Regions from separate parts of the Homo sapiens genome. Here region 2 is linked to region 1. A link is a loop called in an ENCODE intact Hi-C map of the cell type or tissue named here. Cell type or tissue: right lobe of liver. All regions are shown on one strand. Links, peaks and the distances in the headings refer to the core of each region. The heading gives the core; the rest is flanking DNA. Region 1 overlaps RIOX2 (ribosomal oxygenase 2). Region 2 overlaps CRYBG3 (crystallin beta-gamma domain containing 3).

Region 1 (5,387 bases), core at 289-5,288:
AAAATGATGAATTTTTGATTACATCTTATTTTTCAGTTGAAATAGGGATTGTATAGTTTTTCAATTCATCCCAACATTCATTGAGCCTGTGTTGAGTGCTAGGTGCTTTGCTAGGGTAGGCTCTGGGAAAGACAAGATGGTAAGATACAGACCCTGCGCCTAGAAGTACTCAAAAATTATCAGGAAGTGGGGGACTGGCGGATAAAATCATATAATCCAATCACATGCCCATCATTGCCCTAAGAGCTTGGAAGCAGCATCTCTAATCCTCAAAATAATCCTGTAAGGTTTGGGGCTATTAAACTTCATTTTACAGATAAAGAAACTGAGGCTTTGGGCAGGTAAATTGCCAGATCATCAGCCAGTAAGTGGCTGTGTCTGTGTGACTCTAAATTCAAGCTCCTACTCTTAACCACTGAAGCATGCAAGAGGGAGGAAGCAGGCGTCCCAGGCACAGGATGTTACCTTCCTTGATCCCTGCATCAGGGCAGGGTAGTCTCAGGTGAGTCTAGTCTCAGCTTGAGAATGAAAAGATAGTGACTTCAGGCACCGAGAGCCTCTCGTGGATCATGGTTAACAGTGACAGGCTCACGGACACAGAGAAGCTAGACTAGCTGCACACGACATGAGCCCAGCATATAGACTGTGCCTTGAGGTTGTGGTTTCTAGAATGGAGAACTGAGACTCAAAGCCCATATTTATCTCCCTGAAATGAAGAGGACTGAGAAGGAATACTTATTAACTTCTCTACCCTTTCCTATTCCTTCCTTTAGCCGGGTGATTTGTTGTACTTTCCCAGAGGAACCATTCATCAAGCGGACACTCCTGCGGGGCTGGCCCACTCTACTCACGTGACCATCAGCACCTACCAGAACAAGTAAACACTGCCTCCCAGCTGCACATGCTAGGACAGCTCTGAGTCCTGGCCTGCAGCAGCCACATTCAGGAGGGATATGAGGGAGTTGGCCCCTACCTCCTATGCAAACCCCAGGGTTTATGTCCTTTACTGACTTCCACATTCCTTTGATGTCCCATGTATGTGACTGGTCCCTCTGGACTTGCTTCTGGGGACATCATGAACCTGACTCTGTAGGATGTGGGGCATTGCCCAAATAGAGAGTCACATAGTTTGGAAAGAAAGAGACTAGCTGTGGGTACATCAGTGTGTTAGTGATGCCAGGCTGGGCTCATACTCTCTCTCTTTTTTTTTAATATGATAAAATATATAGAACATAAAATATACCATTTTAAACCATTTTAAAGCATAGTTTGACATTAATTACATTCACACTCTTGTGCAGCCATCACCACTATTCGTTTCTAAAACATGTTTATTCCAACAGAAACTCTGTACCCATTGAAATCTCTTGGTCTCTTTGAGGGTTTCTCTTTTTACAGTCCATGAAGTTAAAGTAGGACAGGCAGTCTGGAACAGCAGGAACTAAAGTGCATGTGCTGACAGCAGTTCCAATTAAAATCATGTTCATTTCAGCTAGTACCTCCTCACTGGGTGGCAGTGCTGTGTGAGTTATATCCAAAAAGCAGCAACCTTGCTGGTCCAAATCATATTTAAAAATACTAATCATGGCCAGGCGTGGTGGCTCACTCCTGTAATCCCAGCACTTTGGGAGGCTGAGGCGGGTGGATCGCTTGAGGTCAGAAGTTTGAGACCAGCCTGGCCAACATGGTGAAACCCCATCTCTACTAAAAAAAATACAAATATTAGCCAGGTGTGGTGGTGTGCACCTGTAATCCCAGCTACTCTGGAGGTTGAGGCAGGAGAATCACTTGAACACAGGAGGTGGAGGTTGCAGTGATCCAAATCACGCCACTGCACTCCAGCCTGGGCGACAGAGCGAGACCCTGTCTCAGGAAAAAAAAAAAAATACTAGTCATGAGTTAATGTGTTAAACAAATATGTACTAGACATTGTGTTTGTTGCTGGGAATTCAAGGATTTTATCGAAGGGGTTTTGAGAGAGCTTATACTTTGGAATTGGTTGTAGGAGAAGAGATGGTGTGATAAATTCTATTGTAGGTTTGCAGAGGAGACTCTTGGAGCATAGAGGAATGCATTTAGCTAAGTAGGGGCATTAGAGAAGCCTTCAGAAATGACACCAATGCTGAGTGAGTCTTAAAGGATGAGTAAGTAGGGGTGGGTCAGCAGATCAGAGTAGGAGAGGACATTCTAGGTCCAAGGGACGGCAAGTCACCTCCTACCTTCAGGGCCAGAACTTGCAAAACAAGTTAGTAAGCATACCTCTGCTTCCTCATCAGACTTTTCAGTGTGAATTTCACCTCTACATTTAAAAGACTTACTGGAGGAATTAGCTGAGGCCTGGCCCTAGTTTAGTGCTATCTTTCCCACAAGTAGAAGGCCCAAGTTTGTATTAGGCTTCCATTTTGAAAAATGCCCTCATCACTTTGGCTAGGTAGGTTCCTTGCATTTTAAGGGACAGAAAGTCACCAAAGCCAGCTCAAGAAGTGCAGGGTCACTTGAGGGAGTGAGTCCTAGAAACTCCAGGCTACAGAGAGGCTGGAATTAGAAGTCCATTCTGGATTCAGAGCAGTTCTGGACCACATAGTTTGGCCCTTTGAATATCCGTGCATCTGTGGGTGTCCCATCGTTAATGTTTCTCAGGTACTCCCTTTCTGTAATTCTCTTTTCCATTTCTCTTGCTGCTACCAACTGGTTTTCTAGTGACTGGTGTTTTCTCCCTTCTGTTCCTTCTTCAGCTTCTGTTTACTCATAACATTAGGCCATCACCAGTTGCTACTCTGACCTCCATCTCATTGACCCTGTTAGCTTTTGCTTCTGCTAAGGACCTGACTCACTCTCTGTTTCCCAATCCCAAGAGTGAGGAACTGGCCGGCTGCCCCTGGGTCCTATTCATTTCTTCTCTTTTCAGCTGGGGCTGGGAAGAGCTTCCTAAGTTACAGAAGTTGCCTGCTTAGGATTGTGGGTGGGTACCATGATCAATGTGTCCAGGCTGGATTTTGACCTGTGTCTTGGACAGTGATGCTGGAGCTAGAATGAGAAGATGTGACTTGAGGGCCATTGCTCCCCAGAAATGATCCTGTGTTTTGAGCCTAATGCTCCTTCAGGTACCATGTAAAGGTGAATATTTGGGGCCTCTTCCTAACACCTGTCAAGGTAGCATTGTTGGAGTGTTTGGGGGTCTGCTGTATGTTGTTGATTTGGTTGTTTTACCAAAGTGGACCCTTCAAGAGATATTCCTAAATTGTGGGAAGTCCCAATATCTATTCTGACTCTTAGAGGAGCACTATTTAACTTCTACTAAATTCCTCCATGAGCTGTTGCTGTATGACTTCCACCTACATAAACCTGCAAAGGAAGCACATATTGTATGGTGCTGAGAGATCTGCATGTGCCCTCCGGGTTGAGACTCAATTAAAGATGCAGGGTTGGATATAACATTAAGTCACAAAGCAGTGAGGCCGCCAGGTAGTAGATGTCTTGGGAAAAGTGTCTCTCATGTGGCTTTTGTCCTCCTTTGCAACTTTTCTGGGAGGGAAGCATAACAGTGTTAATTTTGCTTACTGAGTGAGAAGTAAAAGTCATACTGTGAATTTCCATTTTCTACTAGCCGGCAATTTGAAATCTGCTGGTGACACAGGAAAATTTTAAATAGCTAAGAAATGTTTAAAGAGAGCATCCCCACAGAGTGCATTTCTTACACCGGCACGCACTTAGGAATGAGCCAATTCCAGATACCCCAGAGAAAGCAAAGGTAATTGAATAGGGATATTTGTCCCTAGATGTTATTTTTAGTCACTGGCTTCTATCCCCCGGTAAAACCACTGCTAGACATAATTGTTTTGGAATTATTGATGGTAGATATTTTCTTTAGGAGTAGCATCCCTTGTAAGTGACAAGGAAAATGTAACATACAACTGTTCAAATAATTACACAATCCAGATATCTTGCTGTTACCCCAAATTTGTTGTATTTATTGCACATAAAATTTGGTTTTAGATCCTATAATGACTGTTTAAATTTCCTACAAATCTCCCCTCATAGACACTTTTGTTAAAAATTTGGTCCATTGAACTTCCTGTTTTATGAAAGTCTATGGTTAATTTTCTGAGAGCTTTTAAGAGAAATCAGTATTGAAGCCTAGCTTCCCACTTTTAACTTTGCAAGTGAGTGTCTGGAACGGGGAGGGAGGAAACAGGGTGGTTGATGAAGGTCTTAGATTTCCATGCTGAGTAATGTCCAATTAATGGAACTCAAAATGCCTGGACAGGGAAGCCATAATCCAATTTGTAGCTTTTGGCTTTACTAGCAATAAGTATTTTATGTATATTTCGTATGCACTCACTGTTTTGGTTTTTTTTTCCCCCTTGGTGCATATCCTAGTTCATGGGGAGATTTCCTTTTGGATACCATCTCGGGGCTTGTATTTGATACTGCAAAGGAAGACGTGGAGTTACGGACCGGCATACCCCGGCAGCTGCTCCTGGTAAGGAGTAAAGGCAGGTAGGAATGAAGGATGGTAGCTGCAGCCCAGGCCAGCTGAAGTCCTACCTTAAGGACCCCAGGATACTTCTTCCAACATGAGCCAGGCTTGTCTACTGTGCTGCACTGCTGAGCTGTGTGACTTGCAGAATGAGTGGAGTGCCATGTGTTATGTGGTGATCCAAAGAACTGTGATGTTGTACAGACAGCTCTGTATTTCACAGTGGCAGTAGCAGGCAGTGTGAAAATGTTGGTTGAGTAAATGAATAGTACGGCCAGGAGAACTGTAGATTTAGCACACATCAGATTACTAGTTAAGAGAAACTCACTGTACTGGAGATCCTGGCCTCGGTGTATTCGTTGGCCTCCTGTTCTTTTATTACATTTTGAAACAGGAGTGTTATTTGATTAGTTTTGAGATGAGTGGATTAGAGCTGAGTTGAGCAAAGGTTGCTTTCTCTGAAGCATTCATCTTAGGACAGTGACCTGCTTTCCAAAAGGCAGAGCTCAGACTGTACCATATTTCCAAGGATCTCTATTTCTAGGCAAAATTCTGAAAATTTTTTGCAAACAATAGGCAGCTTAGAATTAACAGTGTTTATAAGGAAATGATGAGATATCATTCTTAGGGGCTCAGGTTGTCCCTTCCCCTTTGGAATGACATGGATTAATGTCTATACCCGGTGGCTGGCAGTTTTGCAGTCTACTGTGGAGACTGAGCTGGGCAGTAAGTTCTGCTGGCATCTGGGCCAGGACTCACTTCTGTGTTCCTAGCAGGTGGAATCCACAACTGTTGCTACAAGACGATTAAGTGGCTTCCTGAGGACACTTGCAGACCGGCTGGAGGGCACCAAAGAACTGCTTTCCTCAGACATGAAGAAGGATTTTATTATGCACAGACTCCCCCC
Region 2 (5,387 bases), core at 126-5,125, 50 kb after region 1:
TGAAGAAATAGGAACACTTTTACACTGTTGGTGGGACTGTAAACTAGTTCAACCATTGTGGAAGTCAGTGTGGCGATTCCTCAGGGATCTAGAACTGGAAATATCATTTGACCCAGCCATCCCATTACTGGGTATATACCCAAAGGACTATAAATCATGCTGCTATAAAGACACATGCACACGTATATTTATTGCGGCATTATTCACAATAGCAAAGACTTGGAACCAACCCAAATGTCCAACAATGATAGACTGGATTAAGAAAATGTGTCACATATATACCACGGAATACTATGCAGCCATAAAAAATGATGAGTTCATGTCCTTTGTAGGGACATGGATGAAATTGGAAATCATCATTCTCAGTAAACTATACTATCGCAAGAACAAAAAACCAAACACCGCATATTCTCACTCATAGGTGGGAACTGAACAATGAGATCACATGGACACAGGAAGGGGAATATCACACTCTGGGGACTGTCATGGGGTGGGGGGAGGGTGGAGGGATAGCATTGGGAGATATACCTAATGCTAGATGACGAGTTAGTGGGTGCAGTGCACCAGCATGGCACATGTATACATATGTAACTAACCTGCACAAGGTGCACATGTACCCTAAAACTTAAAGTATAATAATAATAAAAAAAAGATTATAAAAAAAAGACTCAGAAACTTAAAAAAAAATAAAAATAAAAAAATAAAAAATAAAAAAAATAAAAATAAAAGAAAAGCCGCATGAGAAGAGAGACAGGTTGTCTTGTTCACTAACTACATTCCCAGTTTGTTTATTAGTTGTATACTGCTGAGCTGAAGATTTATACTTCAACATTTTCACAATGAAGCCATGAAACATCAAATCCTGGACTACTGATACTGCCAGTGAAGCATATTTCAGATGGTATATACAGTAGCCACCTCCAGTTTTTTGTCTCAGTCTTCATACCCGGAAAAATCAATTAAAATTCATATACACACGCAGAAATAATGTTATAAAGTATCTCTTGATTTGATGGGTTAAAATAATCTTTGTCCAAACTTTAAAAACTGGGTTAAATGCTTATCTGAGTTGACTAGATGAGATATGGTATATGATTCACCCAGAATTAGACCAATTCTACAAAAATATGCCTCACTTTGATCACCTTATCAATCCTCAAAATAGAACAATTCTCATAATAATGTTCTGAGGATTGTCCATAGAGAAACCAACTCTGAGCTTGCTGATTATAATAATTAACTTGTGGTTTCTACTGTTGGTGAAATTAAGGACAGAGCCTTGGAGAAATTCAGTCCTTGGAAAAACTAGCTGGATAAATGACCATGTTGGCTACCTTTACAGAACAATCGATAACAAATATACAAAACAACTCAGGTTGCTTAAAACCGAGGCAAATTGACAAATAAGAGATGAGTGTTTTCCAGACTACACCCATCCTTCTGTGCCATGTTGGTACGGCTCAATCCCTAACAGCTCCCCAACTGGAAATGGAAGCGAAGGAAAAAAAGTATTCCTCTGGTTTGCTTTTCACATGTATTATTGTATTTCTTTCTTAGAACTACCAGTATTGAGCAGAAATTATCTCCACTATATTATGAAGATTTTACAGAAATTCTTTTTGCTACATAATTTTCACTTATATACTAACAATATGTGGTAATATATATCTTTAATATGACAAACTAAAAATGCAATGAACTACTGACAAAACACAGCTGTGCTCACTTATTCTACAATATCAGCATTATTTTTAATGTAATTTTAGTTACTCCAATACTAAAATAGTTTCTATGAGAAACTTTCTTCCCTGTCTAAATAAGACTTTCTCTAGCCCTTTGAGCCTCCCTCATAGAAATATGTTGATTATTAAGGAAAAGTCTTATTTCCATTCTTCTATTACATCACATCTTTCTCATATTGTAGTGTTATATATTTCTCATATTGGTTATATATTCTACAATGATTTCATTTCCCTTATTAACCATAAAGGCTTTCTTTACTGAAATAATTCTTCCTAAGTATTTCTGTGATTTGGCTCCTATAAAAATGATCTGGTTAAAGTGCCACAAAGAAGTGTTTTCTCTTTACTGCTTGTGAATCTTACTGTATTTGCCTAAAGCTGTGATTTTCCTATCCCCCATACATGAAAACAGTAGCAACAATTATTACAGATCCTGTGATCACTTTAAAATTCAGTGAGGCTAAATTATCCAATATAAGAAAACGCCTAGTTGCTTTTCTTGGTGAGAATCATGCATAAAATGGAACAGGGGCTCAATGTTTAAATAAATCCAAACATTTAATTATATCTGGAAATGGACTTTAAAAAGATTCTAGAAACAAAAGGTACTTGGCTGAGTCAAAGGGGAGAACTGGTTAGAATTTCTAGAGAATGATGCCTAACTACAACCTCCTCTGAAAACTAAATTCACTGTTATAAGATTTAATCTAGTGCTAGATTTCAGATATTCAGGACTTGCTGTAAGAGAGATGATGACGACATGCAGATAATACATATTCTGTTTGGTTTTTGTTTTGTTTGGGGGAAAAATTAAAAAAAGTCACTTGCTAATGGTGAAGAATTCTATAGCGATCCTGTATATCTTGAGTTGCTAATTAGACATAGCGACCAACCTTCAGTCTTCAGGAAAAAAAAATCTTCTCAATAAAAGGTGGTGTTCTCTGCATGTTCTCACTCATAAATGGGAGTTGAACATTGAGAACATATGGGCACAGAGAAGGGAACAACACACACCAGGATTTGCTGGGGAGTGAGGGGCGAGGGGAAGGAACTTAGAGGACTGGTCAATAGGTCCAGCAAACCACCATGGCACACGTATACCTATAAAACAAACCTGCACGTTCTGTACATGTATCCCGCTTTTTTTTTTTAGAAGAAATAAAGACAAAAAATTAAAATAAAATAAAACTTTCCTAATCCCAAAACAAAAAATAAATAAAATTAAAAAATAAAAAGTGATGTTCCACCAATATCTCAAATAAGCCATATCTCATCATAATGTTTCCAGGTCAGCAACAATATTTTTAATCACCATAACACTCATAATGTATATTAATCCCTACACACATACATTTTCTGGCTTTTCCCCTCTTAGGTTGCTTGAGGTTCCCTTTAAAATCACCAGCATAAAAAAATTCCCTCTCTGACTTGAGCTCTGAAATGAAACTTCCTCCTTATTCCTCAGGGAAAATTAGTACCCCATCTGAACACAGCATCTGTATTGCCAATCTGACTTTTGTAACTACTGCCTGTTGAAAATACTTTCTAGTTATTGAACGGAACCAGCGTGTCAGCCAAGATCTGTTTGTTTAAGTAAGCATAAACAAGAAGAATGTCTGAAAATTGGTCCACTGAAAATAACAAGACCTTTGATACTGGGTAAAGCAAGAATGTTTTGTTCATGTGTTACCAAATATCCAGCTATCATATACCTGTCAGAAATGCTTATTTCACAAGGCAATAACTTAGCCATACCCAGAAAAATGAAGTGGAGCTGATTTCACTGGGCGTTTTCTGCTGCTTCCTCTCTTCAAGTTAGACTGGAAATACTATCAAGAAAATCCTCCCAGCAATCTGCCCCAAACAAGGAAGTCCATAAAAAAAGAACAAGGAGGTAGGAGCAGGAGAAACAGAGATTTAAAAAATGAGGCTTTTTATCTGTACTTAGAACTCAAAAAATGTGCAGTTTGAAATAACTTCTCTTTCTTCTATCTACTCATGTTATTTTGATTCATGTGAAAAAATACTTTAAAAATCCACAGTTGGGAGTTTTCAAAATTTCAACATAAAAATCTGGCAGGAAGTGTCTCTAAATACAACAACTCAATTATATTCAGAAAGGAAATGTTCCCAATAGGCCTGAGCTAATCAGAAAATAATAAAACCCGAAAGCATTGTGAATGCAAACCTGGTAAAACTAAGCTGGTCTGAAATAAACACTGACATGAATATGAAAAACATACACATTCAGAGAAAAACACACACATTCAGAGAAAAACACTGAGCATTATGTAAAGGCAGCAAATGCCAAATATTTAAAAGTAATTACTATATTTGGCTTTTTGACAACAATTTTTCTGAATTTGTAATTTAAAATAAAACGAAACAATGTCTCTCACCCCCTCTTCCTTCTATAGTTGTACTGCTCGTATCATGATTATGTCTTTCTTTGATGTAAAACCCTGAACATGTGGTTTTGTCAAGTGCGGTCCATACTAGAAATGTCTCTTTTGCTACTTCTAGTTGTGTGTATAGCACTTACTTGTATTCTGAATCTCAGATTTATTGTCTATAAATGGGAGTAATACTGACCTTATGGACTTCTGAATTAGAAGTGTTAAATAGGCACAATTTCTAGCCCTCAATAGAAAATAAGCAAATGTTGGGCTCCAAAGTATTGTCCAGTCCCCTTCAAACTATTAATACAGTAGAAATGAATATAGGGTTTCAAGTTCACTAGCTCAGAAATATTTGATTATAGGTATTAGAAATACGTGTACATAATAAGCATGCCAAGACGTGACTTCTCCATGGTAAGTTTGCTCTTCCAGAAATAAATATAATATTCTATGAAGAATGTGACACTGAAGAAATAATGGACGATGGGAAAGAAAGAGTGCCAGAAGTTCAAAATGACCCTAAAGTGGTCAGAGCTACCGCTCTGTCAGGAGAAAACAAAAGGAAGTGTGACAAACCCAGTCTAATACAACCACTGACAAAGATGTGAATTCTTCTGCTCATAGGTACCAAATGCAATTGTAATCTGCTCTGCCAGAGAGACACATAAAAGTTATCTGCAGAAAAGAGAAAGATTTGAGAGAAAGGGTATAAATGCTTTTAGTAAACAATTTAACAATTACAAGAATATTTTTAAACATACCAAATGCGGAGGTTCATTTATCCCAAGTGGTTCCTGAAAAACATATTAAAACATTTTCAAAATTGTAATCACATAATCTGTCTTTTTGAAAGTTTTGAAAATACCCTTTGAAAAAAATTTTTTTTTCTTTTCTTTTTTGAGACAGAGTATTCCTCTGTTATCCAGGCTGGGGTACAGTGGCACAGTCTCAGCTCACTGCACCCTTGATCTTCAGGGCTCAAGCGATCCTCCCAACTCAGCCTCCCAAGTAGCTGGGACTACAGTCATGTGCCACCATGCCCAGTTAATTTTGCTTAATTTTGTAAAGACGAGGTCTCACTGTGTTGCTCAGGCTGGTGTCGAACTACTAGGCTTTAGGGATGTTTTACCTTGGCCTCCCAAAGTGCTAGGATTGCACCCCTGTGCCACTGCACCCAGCTTGAAAAATTTTTTTCATGGTTTGACCTATTTATGAGACTCTTTGAACTGGCTATGGATCTCAAATA

What was found. Hi-C counts contacts between places; a loop is a spot of excess contacts. Peaks named below come from ENCODE experiments on the same cell type or tissue, not always from the same donor. Only the 100,000 strongest peaks of a DNase experiment are listed, where the experiment ranks them.
Region 2: it touches region 1 in a loop (6-fold over the local background); 1 of 110 quality-filtered maps calls a loop at or near these places.

Annotation. Positions count from the first base shown.
Region 1 is chr3:97,949,882-97,955,268 of GRCh38, reverse strand. It overlaps RIOX2 (ribosomal oxygenase 2), which reads left to right. Exons shown (of 10, transcript NM_153182.4): 5 at 774-877; 6 at 4,381-4,483; 7 at 5,254-5,387. Among named protein-coding and RNA genes, the nearest start is that of RIOX2, 20 kb to the left of the region's middle. In right lobe of liver, for the core only: no CTCF peak of the experiment used is centred there; no DNase peak of the experiment used is centred there.
Region 2 is chr3:97,900,001-97,905,387 of GRCh38, reverse strand. CRYBG3 (crystallin beta-gamma domain containing 3) reads right to left here. Exons shown (of 22, transcript NM_153605.4): 15 at 4,903-4,935. Among named protein-coding and RNA genes, the nearest start is that of RIOX2, 70 kb to the left of the region's middle. In right lobe of liver, for the core only: no CTCF peak of the experiment used is centred there; no DNase peak of the experiment used is centred there; H3K27ac peaks cover 1,308 bases.